2 separate regions of the Homo sapiens genome follow, and region 1 is linked to region 2. Evidence: chromatin contacts called from ENCODE Hi-C or POLR2A ChIA-PET data. All regions are on one chromosome and are shown on one strand. Each heading gives the region's core, a stretch centred on a gene start or an enhancer-like site at or near the end of the contact. The rest is flanking DNA. Distances are from core to core; before and after follow the strand shown.

Region 1 (7,292 bases), core at 4,354-6,853, 57 kb before region 2:
AGGGTGTTTGTTATTATTTCAGTTCTTTTGCATTTTCTGAGGAGTATTTTACTTCCAAATATGTGATCAATTTTAGAGTAAGTGCCATGTGGCACCAAGAAGAATGTACATTCTGTTGTTTTAGGGTGGAGAGTTCTATATTTATCTATCAGTTTCACTTGATCCAGAGCTAAGTTCAAGTCCTGAATATCCTTGTTAATCTTTAGTCTTGATGATCTTTCTAATATTGATGGTGGGGTGTTAAACTCTCCCACTATTATGTGTGGGAGTTGAAGTCTCTTTGTAGGTATCTAAGAACTTGTTTTATGAATCTGGGTGCTCCTGTATTAGGTCCATTAATATTTAGGATAGTTAGCTCTTCTTGTTGAATTGAACCCTTTACCATCACATAATGCCCTTCTTTGTCTTTTTTGATCTTTGTTGTTTTGAAGTCTATTTCATCAGAAACTAGGATTGCAACCCCTGTTCTTTTCTAATTTCCACTTTCTTGGTAAATTTTCCTCCATCCCTTTATTTTGACCGTATGTGTGTCTTTGCACATGAGATAGGTCTCTTCAATACAGCATATGATACATCTTAGTTCTTCAGCTTGCAATTCTGTGTCTTTTAATTGGGGCATTTAACCCATTTACATTTAAGGTTAGTATTGTTATGTGTGAATTTGATCCCGTCATCATGATGCTAGCTGGTTATTTTGCAGACTCATTGATGTAGTTTCATCATAGTGTCATTGGTCTTTGTATTTCAGTGTGCTTTGTAGTGGCTGGTGATGGTTTTTTCTTTTCATATTTAGTGTTTCCTTCAGAAGCTCTTGCAAGGCAGCCCTGATGGTGACAAATTCCCTCAGCATTTGCTTGCTTGAAGAAGATTTTATTTCTCCTTCATTTATGAAGCTTAGTTTGGCCAGATATGAAATTCTGATTTGGAAATTCTTTTCTTTAAGAATGCTGAATATCGGCCCCCAATCTCTTCTGGCTTATAGGGTTTCTGCTGAGAGGTCTGCTGTTAGTCTGATGGGCTTCTCTTTTCAGGTGACCTGGCCTTTTTCTCTGGCTGCACTTAACATTTTTTCCTTCATTTCAACCTTGGAGAATCTGATGATTACGTGTCTTGCGGTTGATATTCTCATGGAGTATCTTACTGGGGTTCTATAGATTTCCTGAATTTGAATGTTGGCTTGTCTTGGAAGGTTGGGGAAGTTATCTTGGATGATATCCTGAAGTATGTTTTCCAACTTGGTTCCATGCTTTTCGTCTCTTTCAGGTACCCCAATCAGTCGTAGGTTCAGTCTTTTTACATAATCCTGTAGTTCTCAGAGGTTTTGTTCATTCCTTTTCATTCTTTTTTCTCTAATCTTGTCTGCCTATCTTATTTCAGCAAGACAGTCTTCAAGCTCTGAAATTCTTTCCTCCACTTGGTCTATTGGGCTATTGATACTTGTGGTTGCATTGTGAAGTTCTTGTGTTGTGTTTTTCAGCTCCATCAGGTAATTTATATTCCTCTCTCTAAACTGGTTATTCTGGTTCACAGCTACTGTAATATTTTATCATGGTTCTTAGCTTATTTGCATTGGGTTAGAACATGCTCCTTTAGCTCAGCAAAGTTCGTTATTACCCACTTTCCGAAGCCTACTTCTGTCAATTCATTCATCTCAGCCTCCACCCAGTTCTGTGCCCTTGCCGGAGAGGTGTTGTGATCATTTAGAGGAGAAGAGGCACTCTGGCTTTTTGAGTTTTCAGTGGTTTTCATTGATTCCTTCTCATCTTCATGAATTTATCTAGCTTCGATCTTTGAGGCTGCTGCCCTTTGGATGGGGTTTTGTGGAGACTTCTTTTGTTGATGCTGTTGTTGTCGTTGCTTTCTGTTTATTTGTTTTTCCTTTAACAGTCAGGCCTCTCTTCTGTAGGGCTGCTGCAGTTTGCTGGAAATCCACTCCAGACCCTATTCGCCTGGGTCCCTCCCACACCTAGAGATGTCACCAGTGGAGGCTGCAGAACAGCAAAGATGGCTGCCTGCTCTTTCTTCAGGGAGCTGCCTTCCAAAAGGGCGCCAGACCTATCCCAGTGGGAAGGCTCCCGTATAAGGTGCCTGGCAACCCCTGTTGTGGGTTCTCACTTAGTCAGGAGGCACAGAATCCAGGACCCACTTAACAAAACACTCTGGCTGCCCCTTAGCAGAGGGGGTGTGCTGCGCTGGGGGGAGTCCCGCTTGTCTGAACTCCCCAGATTCTTCAGAGCCAGCAGGGGGAAAGACTAAATCTGCTGATCTGCCGAGAGTGTGGCCCCCTCCCCACAGGAGCTCAGTCCCAGGGAGATCAGAATTCTGTCCGTAAACCCCTGGCTGGGGTAGCTGAAATTCCTGCAGGGAGGCCCCGCCCAGCGAGGAGGGCTGGGTCACAGTCCAGCCTAAAGAGGCAGTCTGGCCATGATCTGCCACAGCCACTGTGCTGTGCTGTGGGGAATTCCTCCTGGGTCCAAACTGCTCAGTCTCCCCAGAAGAAGCAGGGAATAATGGCAGACTGTAGCTGTAGTGAAGGCCACCGCCCTTCCCTCCAGGAACTTGTAGTCTTAAGCAGTCTCCAGCCTAGTGGCAGCAGAGAATTTGCACAGCTCTGTGCTTGGGACCCAAGGCCCTGGTGGCATGGGCTCATGAGGGGGATTTCCTGATCTGTGGGTTGCACAGATTTATGGAAAAAGAGTGGTTTCCCAGGTGGGGTAGCACAATCACCCAATGCTTCTCTTGGCTGAGGGTGGGGGCTCCCCTTGCCCCATATGACTACCAGGTGGGCATGGCTCCACCCTGCTTTTCCTCGCTTTCCATGAGTTGCACCAACCGCATAGTCAGTCCCAGGATTCCTCAGTTGCTGGTTCAGGATTCGCTCGCCATTTTCATTCTTCTCAGTGAGAGCCTCTGACTGCAGCTGTTTCTACTAGGCCATCTTAGCCCCTATGCTCAAGAACCACTTTTCTAAATCAAATATTTATAGTTGTGTGAAAGGAAAATAAATCTCAGACCCCAAAATCACTAAATCAAGAGGAAAGTCAAGCTGGAAACTACATCAGGCAAACCTGCCTCCCAATTTATTCCTAAGTAAGATAGCTACAAATATATATATATATTTTTTAAAGCTACATATCTCCCTCGCAATTTACCCACAAGGAAACTCATGTGGGCCTCGAGACCTTCATCCCTAAAACAGTTCTGTTGAATTTCACCCTGGCAATGTAAACTGACAGCTTATCTTCACAGATGCAGGACAGAAAGTCATCCCTCTGCTCACCTGAGACAAATGCATATCTGATTGCTTCCTCTGCCCTATTGTTTATGTGAAAATACAGATTCACCGAGCCAGGCTAAACTGTGTATTCAGGGAAAGGCTGATCAAGGACTCAAAAGAATGTGACCTGGCACTGCCCTGGCCCTGTCCCACCTTTCCAGACAGAACCAATGTACATATTACGCATATTGATTGATATTTCATGTTTCTCTAAAATGTATTCAAGCAAGCTGTACCCCAGACACCCTGGGCACATGTCGTCAGAAATTCCTGGGGCTGTGTCGTGGGCACGTCCTTAACCTTGGCAAAATAAACTTTATAAATTGATTGAGACCTCTCTCAGATATCCTGGGTTCACAGTTGGTACTAACTATTCTCTTCTACCCACATCCTTCTGATGTGTACCCGTCTGATTTCTTTGGTTGCTTATCCAAGTGACCTTAGGTTCTTGGCTGACACATTCCCCGAGCAACACACCTCTCTATGGAGACATACAAGGCGTCAATAATAGACAAATTCTCTTTGTGGAATTCTTGCCCTAGCATTTCACAGCGAGAGATGCCCTCCCGTACCTCCATCACAACAGAGGAATCTGGAGTTCTGTGGCTGCCCACCCAGTTATCATAGGGACCCCGGAAGAACTCAACTAGCTGTCTCCAAATATAGTGAAACCTGGCATGTCCAAGCCAGCCAAAAAGGAGAGACAGAAACAAAGAAATGCTTAGAATATCTTGGGCTCTGCCAGGCATTTGATGTCTCCCATGATGTTTTTAAAACTATACTTAAACATCACCCCCTACTTCTGTCTTTTCTGTTCTCCAGCAAAACAAACCCTATATTCTTAGGAGATCCAGGGTCTTTGTAGGCTTTATAAAGGTGGGTAGGCCATGTGACCTTAAGGGGGCTCCATGTTCAGAGACGTGTTGAAAATGGTTGTGTTGAATTTATACTCAAGTCTCTGCTGTGGCTGCCTCACAGTAGGCAGACCATAATATTGCCTTCCCCTCTGATCTGGTTCCAGTGCCCTTGATTTTAAACTCAAGGCTTCCTCCCTTCACTCTGGACTCTGTAACAGAAAGCACAACAGTTCTTCAGTTACACAGACCTCCATGCCACCCCTTCCAGGATGTGTGACTCCAGGAATAAACTTCAACTACTTTATCTGGATCCACTTCTCAAATTTTTCTGCCAAAATATCTCTGAGTGGATTACACAGGGAAGCCCAGGAGCAGAGTCTAAAACTACAACCATAACATGTCCCTAACTTGCATGTTTTATTGTTCACATGAATTTGGCTTTCTAGTCCATTTGCTTTCATAGAAAATTTTCATTGTAAATTATCTACCCACCAAGTAAAATTGAAGCTCTAGGAAGATATGCCATGATTATACTGGACTATGAATTCATACCTTTAGGGGGAGTATGCATGGTTGAAAAAAATTAGATAAAGCATACAGTTGGTGTATAATAAATGTTGGTTAGTTAACATAGGTAATTTAGACAGTGGTCCAGGAATGGCCCCCCATGGTTGCCCTTATGCTGTCATGTCCTTGGTGCATATCCTTCTAACAGGGGTCCATGAAACCCCTTCCAATCCACTAAGCCAGGGCCAGAGAAGAAGCCTGTTTGCTGTCCCTGTTCTAGGCCCTCATTGGTCACCACCACTTCTATGATCCAAGACAGGGTTCCTATTTCCTGCCTTCTCCCATCTGCAAAATTAGGAGGATGGATTAATTTGTTCTTTTGGCTCCAAATTTCTATCCTGTGCATAGAATAACCTTGTACGAGACTTTCAAGTTTTCTCCCTAGTGGAACTGCTTTAAAAATAGATAAGGATTATTTGTAATTAATTTCCAACTACTTCTATGTAAATAAATATCTGCAAAATGCTTAACTCTCTCAGGTAAATGTTTTTTCTGAAGTATCAATAGTCACTCATTTGCTGAAAAAATCTTTTCCCTTGGTCCCTGCAGGTGTAAATTCCTGCTCCAGTCACCTGTAGAAGTTACCTCCAGTTCCAAACCCATGAAAATTATGCTAAGGAGATATCCCTCTACCTGCATTCGTGACACATGTCATCAGCAAGTCACGACTCTGACTTCAGAAAATTCATGATCAATTTCACACTCTATCTGTTGCTGAGGAGGATTCAATTCATTTTAGGCAAAGCCCAAATGACACTGCATTTTGTCTTTTTTCCCGTTGCCGATGCAGGAGGATTTGGAAGAATAACATTTTAATGGCTTGGAAACTGTTCCCAACAGAATTATCAGAGAGAGAATTTTTCAAGGGTTGCATCACTAAATGACCAAACAAAGACACAGTGTCTGGCTACCACCCACATGACTCGACTGTGAGCCATGTTTTCATAATGATGCAGTGAGATTTAGACACACCTCTTTTATATGTGATAAAAGGAATATTAGCAAGGAAATAAACTTACCTCAGAACTAAGAAGCTATCAAAAAGTAAACCCCACTTTGTGGTTTGTTCTTAATAATAATACGTGCACAAATGTCTTGGGCACATTGAGTGCATAATACACATCACCTCATGTGACCCTCATGCAAGCCCATTGGGATGAGTCCTGTTATTGTCCTCAGTGTACAGAAGGGGAAACCACAGGCTTCAAGAGGCTGGCTAACTTGACCAGCCACCAAGATGAAAGATGGGGAGGAACCCCAGGTAAATAAGACTCCAAAGTTCCTGCTCTCTGCTGTTGATTCGAATTCAGCAAGTCTGAATTAAAAGACTAAATTAAAGAAAAGGCTGAGGTATAGAAAGTACTATAGCAATGAAATGTTGCATTTCTCTACATATAAATGATTTAACTTTATTAAAGTATAAGCTTGAAGTTTTTAGAAAGCCCTTTTAGAGAGATAAAGAGAATTTATTTGAATTAAACAGAACTGTGTTGGCTTTAAGGGCATTTACAAGAGGTTTTGTTTCTTTAATAGGTTACATATTCTGCCCCAGGGCTGTCTCCAGCTGACCAACATAGTAATGAAATCCCCTTTTCTTGTTTAAAGGACCAGAGTTGATTTATTTAAAGCTTGGGTTGTCTCCATCAGCTTCTCTAGGGGAATGAACCTCTCCTCCACCCCTCTTCTCCCTATACATCACATTTCCCTCTTGCCCATCTCAAAGAAGTGTGAACCGATTCACAACAGGATGCTCCTGGGGGCTTAAGACTGACCCTCTCTGAGCAGAGCACTTGAGTAACAGATGCATGGCAAATGTCTGTAACACTCTGAGGAACTGGCATTGAGGTTAGCATTGCAGAGACATACAAAGGCACAATCCCTTCCTGGAATAATCTGCCGCTGGGCCCAGTTTTCCCACTCACACCTTTTGTGACATAATTTTGCCTCTCATTCTGGATGACTGTGGTAGACTTGTTCATTTCTCCTCACAGACTCAGGGCTCCAGTCCCATGGAACGTTTGCTGTTCCCTGAAATCATGATGCGGATCCCCACCCCTTGCCTTTGTTGCCTCTTCTACCTGGGCTGGCTTTTCCTTTGCCTCAACTCTGTTTTGTGGGAAAAAGGCAAGTCCCTAGGAAATGGCAGATCCAGTAGATTATGGAAAAATGTAGCATCCACTCATGGAGAGTGGGAGAGAGGTCCAAAGCACCCTCAGTGAATGAGTGCATATCACAGTTATTACTAATTTGCAAATGGTGTGTGGCACACAGGCAGTATGGGTCTGCATTCCCTTTCTCTTCCAATATGGAAAAAAATGTGTGTCACGCAGGGATTTTTTTTCCACACTGGAGGAGAAAGGGAACGTAGAGCCACATTATGGAGCCCCATCTCATAGAGGAGGCTCCCAGCACCAAGGAGACAGACCTGCTGCCCAAGAAGGCAAGAGCTTCCCGGCTGCAGACCCAGAGACTCGGTTGGCCTCACTGCCTTTGCTGCATCTGCTGCCGCGGTTCCCCATCGTGTCAAGACCTAAAGCCCTGCGACCACTGCCACCCCAGCCCACTGCCATACTTAGCCAGTCAGGTATTGT
Region 2 (6,684 bases), core at 1,500-3,999:
GTCTATTGACTATATATGCATGAGTTCATTTCTGGACTTGCTATTCTGTTCCACTGGTCAATGTATCTATTTTTTGCCAGTACCATGCTGTGTTAATTAATATAGCTTTGTAGTATAGCTTGAAATCAGGTCGTATGATACCTTCAGCTTTGTTCTTTTTGCTCATGATTGCCTTGGTATTTGGGGTTTTTTGTAGTTCCATATGAATTTTAGGATTTTTAAAAAATTCTATAAAAATAACTTTTGAGATGACTACTCTGTATTAATCTGTTCTCATACTGCTAATAAAGACATACCCAAGACTCACAGTTCCACATGGCTGGGGAGGCCTCATAATCATGGTGGAAGAGCAAGGGAGGTCTTACATAGCAGCAAGCAAGAGAGGGCTTGTGCAGGGGAATTCCCCTTTATAAAACCATCAGATCCTGTGAGACTTATTTGCTATCACATGAACAGCAAGGCAAAGACCCGCCCCTATGATTCAATTGCCTCCCCCTGGGTCCCTCCATGACATATAGTAATTGTGGGAGCTACAGTTCAAGATGCGATTTCGGTGGGGACACAGCCAAACAATATCATACTTAATGTATAGTCCATGAAGCATTTAAAACATTTCCATTGGCCAGGCGTGGTGGCTCACGCCTGTAATCCCAACACTTTGGGAGGCCAAGGCAGGCGGATCACCTGAGGTCGGGAGTTCGAGACCAGCCTGACCAACATGGAGAAACCCCATCTCTACTAAAAATACAAAAAAAATTAGCCGGGCATGGTGGCACATGCCTGTAATCCCAGCTACTCAGGAGGCTGATGCAGGAGAATCACCTGAACCCGGGAGGCGGAGGTTGCAGTGAGCCGAGATCACGCCATTGCACTCCAGCCTGGGCAACAAGAGCGAAACTCCGTCTCAAATAAATAAGTAAATAAATAAAATAAAACATTTCCAACTCAGGCCCTCCCTCAAATCTACTGAATCAGAATTTTCATTTTAACAGGTTTCCCACGTGACTCATAGGTACTGTCAATCAACGAAAATGACCAAGAAAGTCTCAATCATTTTAGGAGGTTTATTTGTCAAAGTTAAGGATGTGCTGAAAGACATGTCTATGCCTTTCTCTAAAGATGACTTTGAGAGCTTCAATATTTAAATGGGGAAGGGTGGGATATTGAGAAATACACAATTTTCATGTGAGAGGGCAGTAGGGGAAAACAGTCATTCATGCCTTTGTCTGGCTCAGTGAATCTGCATTTTTACATAAGATAATGGAAACAATAGGGCAGAGGAAACAATCAGATATGCATTTGTCTCAGGTGGGCAGAGGGATGTCTTTGAGTTCTGTCCTATGTCTCTGCACCTGTGAAGATAAGCTATCAATTTACGTTACCATGGTGAACTCTAACCGATAAGCTTTAGGGTAAAGCTCTTGGGGCCTGCAGGGAATTTCCTCGTGGCAAAATGTGAGGGAGGTATGTAGCCTTTCCTCTTTGTAGTCATCTTATTCAGGAACCAAAATGGGAGGCAGGTATGCATGACCCAGTTCCCAGCTTGACTTTTCCCTTTTGCTGAATGAGTTTGAGGTCCCAAGATTTATTTTCCTTTCACAGTACCATGAAGATTGAGAATCAATGCAATAGGACTCAGTTGACATGGTGTATAAACAGACACTTTTTAAAACTAAACACTGTATTAATGTTTTGTAATAACCAAGAAAATAGAAACTGGGCATTTCTCATTTATCATTATGATTGTATATGCAATAATTTTTCACTTTATTTTCAGCTTGAGATAATAGGCAGTTTTAAAATGAAAATTATAAAGCCTCAGGATTAACATGTTCATTGCTATTAAGAAAGTCTGGGGGCCGGGCATGGTGGCTCACAAACTGTAATCCCAGAACTTTGGGAGGCCGAGGTGGGTGGATCACATGAGGTCAGGAGTTCAACACCAGCCTGGCCATCATGATGAAACCCCGTCTCTACTAAAAACACAAAAAAATGTAAGCAGGCATGGTGGCGGGTGCCTGTAATCCCAGCTACTCTGGAGACTGAGGCAGGAGAATGGCTTGAACTTGGGAGGCAGAGATTGCAGTGAGCCAAGATCGCGCCAATGCAATCCAGCCTGGGCGACAGAGTGAAACTGTGACTCAAAAAAAAAAAAAAAAAAGGTGTCTGTTTTGCTCCAATTTTTTAAGGAACAGAAATATTTACCAATGTTACACCTTTCAAATATAAAAATCATGAATAAAATGAGGATTCAATCAACTACATCCTTGTTTCCCCAAGTTGGCTGATAATAAAAATAACTGCACTCTTTGTTGGTTTTATTCTTAAGTGTGAGTTACTTTAGTTTGAAACTGCTGTAGATTAGGGAGGGTGGAGTACAAGTAGTGTTAACCATGGGGAAGAGAAGATTCCTTGGCTGTGGCCAGAGCAGGGCCTTCCTACACCTGGAGGGAGCAGAGCAGAAGCTTCCTGCAGCTCCTGAGCTCAGAGACAGCAGTGGCTTCTCTGTGCAGGATGCTGAGTTCACTTCACGGGCTTTGTGAATTCTACAAGGCTACAGTTGATATGTAAGGCTGTCTATTTCTTTTTGTAGCATAAAACAGGAGGGGAACCCTGTGCTCCAGGAGGTTGCTGCTTCCTTTCTCATTTTGAAGGATGAACAAGTGGCCTCTGGTCACCTAAGGGTGTAGGCCTCAGGACCTGATGTCATCTTGGTTCCTGGCCAAGGCTGGGAGTTTCCTGGAATGTGGGCAGGGCCTGGGCCTTGGAGTTCCCATTACTGCATGCTACATGATGCATGGACAGGCAAATTGGGTCTGGTAAGCTTGCTGCAAGTTGGCCCTTTGGGACTGGATTTTCATTTGGGTTATCTTCTCAGGACCCTGGCTATGATTCCCTTGCCTCTGGAGGGGTGGGGGAGGTAGGGAATATTCCACAGTTTAGGGTAGGGATAAAAAATCTACTTATAACTATTGCCCCAGGTAAATGGCCTGCTTGAGTTTCTGATTCAGTAGTCTGGGTCTGGGGCTTGCACTGAGAAATTGCTTTTCCAAGGAGTTCCCAAGTAATCTTGATCCTGCTGGTTGGCAAATCTCACTTTGAAAACAACTGATCTAGGAAGTGATTAACAGTTTATAAAGCCCTTTCATGCATTCTATTGTGACTGAGTACCCCCGTTTTTCTAAGAGATTGTTTAATTATATTTTTCTTCTTTTCCTGTTTCTGTTTCCCCACTTCCTCACCTTTCCGAAATGCAAATATATAGCCTTTTACCCCCGCTCCCCCACTCCATCTCCGTAGGGAGATGCCTCCATCTCCCTAAGGGGGCAAGTTCATCTAACTATGGGCTTCAAGGTGGAACCCCTGAGAGTTAACAGTTGATTTACAAAACAAAGTATCCCCACTAGGGAGCTCTCACCCTACAGGAGGTTGCCTTGAGGGATAACAGCCTGCCCACGAATGCGCTAGCAGTCACTGGTGGCACTGGAGCTGGCATGCAGAGCTCTCTGCCCTTGCTCACTTCCTCCCCTGCCTTTTAAAAGTGGTCGCTTTCTGCTCCAAAAGTGAAGTGGCACATTTAAAGGCAGGATGCCTGTGCCTCTTCCCCTAAGCTAGTTTGAGAATAAATCACTTTCTTTATACCAGACTCTGCATGCGGTAAGCAACTAACCTGCTTATTGCTAACCTGTCTCATTGAATCCAGGTAACTAAAAAAGTATTAAGTTAAAATGGACTGGATTTCAGGAGTGCTGTGAATAATTCTGGTGGGAATACTATAAGACAGAGGGAAGGGTGAGAGTTTTGAATAGCTAATGTTCACTGAGCACTGCTTTGTTCCAGGCGCTGGGGAAACACTGGTTCAGAGAAGTTAGATAATTTGCCTGAGATTGACCAGCTGGAAATAAGAACAATTTGAACTCCAGAAGTCTGGCTCCTAGGTCCATGACCACCTTCATACCCTGGTGTTGCCTTTATTACAAATGACAATAAAATACTTGCTACTCCAAAAGTACTGGTGATAATTAAGCTTAAATTCCAGATCCTGGCACAGTCCAGCGGCTTGTAGTTTTAAAGAACAGTTTCTTTTAGTTTCAAAAAACACAGGCTCACTCAAATTTACCTTGGGTAAAGCAAGAAACGTGTAGACTAAATCTCAAAAGTTGCAGAAAGCAAATGAGCTTCATCAACCAATTCTCTCTCTCTCTCATTGTAGGCTCTTCCTTGTGTTACCTTAGCAAATCTCCATTTTCTTCTATTTTTGGGTTTCCACTGCTTATTCACATGTGATCTCATGACATTGTGTTGTCTGATACCCTCACTGTAAACTAGGTCAGTCCTACCCTATTTCCCAAATAGATGTTCTAGGCAAGAATTAGAGAGATTGGGGGATTGTTTCAATCTTGGCCATCTCACTGGTCATTCACTGGCCTCTGAATTGGCTACCTTGGCTCTGGTGACTATCAATGGCCTAATTAGCTATGGTGGTCTCATTGTATAAATCACAGCAGAGTGCAATAAGTTTGCTCATTAAATGAATTATTTCAACTTTGAAATAAAAATGTTTTGAGATATCACATATACCCTATTATAGTGAAGGCATACTTATTTCCACTAAGCCCCTTTTCTGGGTGCAACCGTGCCTTGTGCTATTTCTGCAGAGCTCAGTGTGGGGAAGGCTGCCAGGGACTCTCCCAAGGTCCAGAACAAGGGACCAAGGTCATAGCTGCCCTCCATAGCTGCTGCCACATAAACCCATTTCCTCAGGGACTGGGACAAATTGCATGGCACACCTACTATTTGTCTAGGAGTGAAAACGTAGTTTATGTAAATATCAAATGCAGTCTTAACCAATGGAATCTGCACCAGGAAATCTACCTGGAGCACTGAGGAGATAGCAATGCTGCAGGGAGATGCTGTCCTGGAAAGTCACAGATGTGTGTCAACTGTTGTCTCCTGTCCTCACAAGCAACTACAGAACCCAACAAAGTCACAGGCCTGGGGAAGTGGTCAAATTTTTCACACATCAGGACATCTCTGGCACTAAGGTAACCGTTTTGAACCAATATCATGACTGCAGTTCAGTTTGAAGCATTGGAGCCCCTCCTTAAAGCCAGACAGGTGTCAGTGCTGGTGTAAAAGGAGAGTGGGATTGAATCTGGGCCCCCAGAGCCCTGTTAGATGGGGAAGATGGACATTAAATAGCCCAGCTATGTCTGGGATGACTTCTGGGTCTTGATCTTTCTACGCCAGTTGTTCTCAAAGGCCAGCATGCCAGAACTGGTTAGGGCACAGATCTCTGGAGCACCCCCACAAAGATCTGATTTTGCAGGTCTGGGTAGGGCCCAGGAATTCACATTTCTACTAAGTTTGCAAGAGGCGTGGATGCTGCTGGGCTGAGGACAACACTTTGAGGAACAGCTCTACTCAGCGTAGCCTGGGGCAGGTTATTCTGCCTCCTGCTCAGGCGTGCAGGTGCAGTCAGTTGTGGCACCAATGACTGCAAGAAGAAAGGAGTCTGGGATGACAAGCTCCATGTGGGACATGCCATGCTTGAAGTGTGTGCAGGGGGCCCGGGGGAAAATGTCTGGAAGGTGGTTGCAAACAAGAGTCTGGAGCTCAGGGAGTAGGCTGAATTGCAGCCATTGGCACATCAGTGGAAAGGAAGGTGGCATGACTCGGGAAGAGTTACAGGGTTCGACAAGGAGGACTCATTCTCATGGTCTCACCCTCCCTCCCCCACACACACCCTGGCCATTTGTCTTCAGCACTCCGCATTCATGGCATTCCCTGGAGCACGGACAGGACCCAGATCGTGGGGACCTGTCAGGCACCTGCTTCCTGAAACTTCTCTTTGTAAGTCTTGCCTCAGTTTGTGGCCTGGTCTGGCCCTGCAGGTGTCCCTCCTGGAGGTTCCAGGCCAGCCCTGGCACCCTACCTAGAATTCCTCAGCCTTGGTTCCTGGGCAGTAAAAATGCTGGGATGGAACAAGGGGACCTGGGGGCAGGTAAGTGGTAGAACCTAGAGGAACAGGGAGGAAGAGGAGGAGGGACAGAGGATGCAGCTGGACAGAATGCAAGTCCTGTTTCTGCAGAGGGAAAAGGCCAGCTTCTGACGTGGCTGAAGACTCAATCTAAGGCCTCTTCCAGGAGGATGCTTCAAGGATCTTTTGATCAAGGATGACCACTGGAGGCCAGCACACACTAGACCACAGGTCTTGGTTTAGGTGGAGGGGAAGTAAATAATTCCATTACTCTTCAAGCCTAGGAAATTCTGAAAAGCAGCTAAAAAAAAGCAAAAGGTGACCTGTGGCCAGGGTTGGAAGCCACCACTGCAAGAGGACATGCATAGAGCAGTGAGCTGGGGATGCTGTGGACTGAGCTGTATCCCCTAAAATCCATAAGTTGAAGCCCAAACCCCAATGTGACTGTATTTGAAGATAGGGTCTAGAAGGTGGTAATTAAGGTGAAAGGAGGTCATAAGAGTAGGCCCTAATCCAACCTAACTAGTGTCCTTATAAAAGGAGATTGGGACACGGACACTCAGTGGGCAGACCCTGTAAGAACACAGGTGCATGGGCTGGGGAGAAACTAGTCCTGCCCACGCCTTGGGCAGGCTTTTTTCTCGGACTTTGGCTTCCAGAAGCATGAGAAAATAAGGGTCTATTGTTTAAGCCCCTCAGTCTGT

The links. Hi-C counts contacts between places; a loop is a spot of excess contacts on that map. ChIA-PET counts read pairs that join two places held with the same protein, here RNA polymerase II (POLR2A).
Region 1: a map of SK-MEL-5 shows a loop between it and region 2 (3-fold over the local background). The contact joins two enhancer-like sites. A Hi-C loop is called at or near these places in 4 of 168 maps with a recorded cell type or tissue (HepG2, SK-MEL-5, ascending aorta and 1 more). POLR2A ChIA-PET finds 5 or more read pairs at or near these places in 1 of 52 experiments (PC-3).

The regions. Positions count from the first base shown.
Region 1 is chr7:50,867,867-50,875,158 of GRCh38, reverse strand. No RefSeq gene overlaps it. Among named protein-coding and RNA genes, the nearest start is that of GRB10, 89 kb to the right of the region's middle. RefSeq lists an enhancer at 6,809-7,292. Within about 2 kb of position 5,603, at least 4 of the 41 ENCODE cell types and tissues checked have a DNase peak (open chromatin) inside an H3K27ac peak, as active enhancers do.
Region 2 is chr7:50,809,081-50,815,764 of GRCh38, reverse strand. No RefSeq gene overlaps it. Among named protein-coding and RNA genes, the nearest start is that of GRB10, 30 kb to the right of the region's middle. RefSeq lists an enhancer at 2,599-2,893. Within about 2 kb of position 2,749, at least 5 of the 41 ENCODE cell types and tissues checked have a DNase peak (open chromatin) inside an H3K27ac peak, as active enhancers do.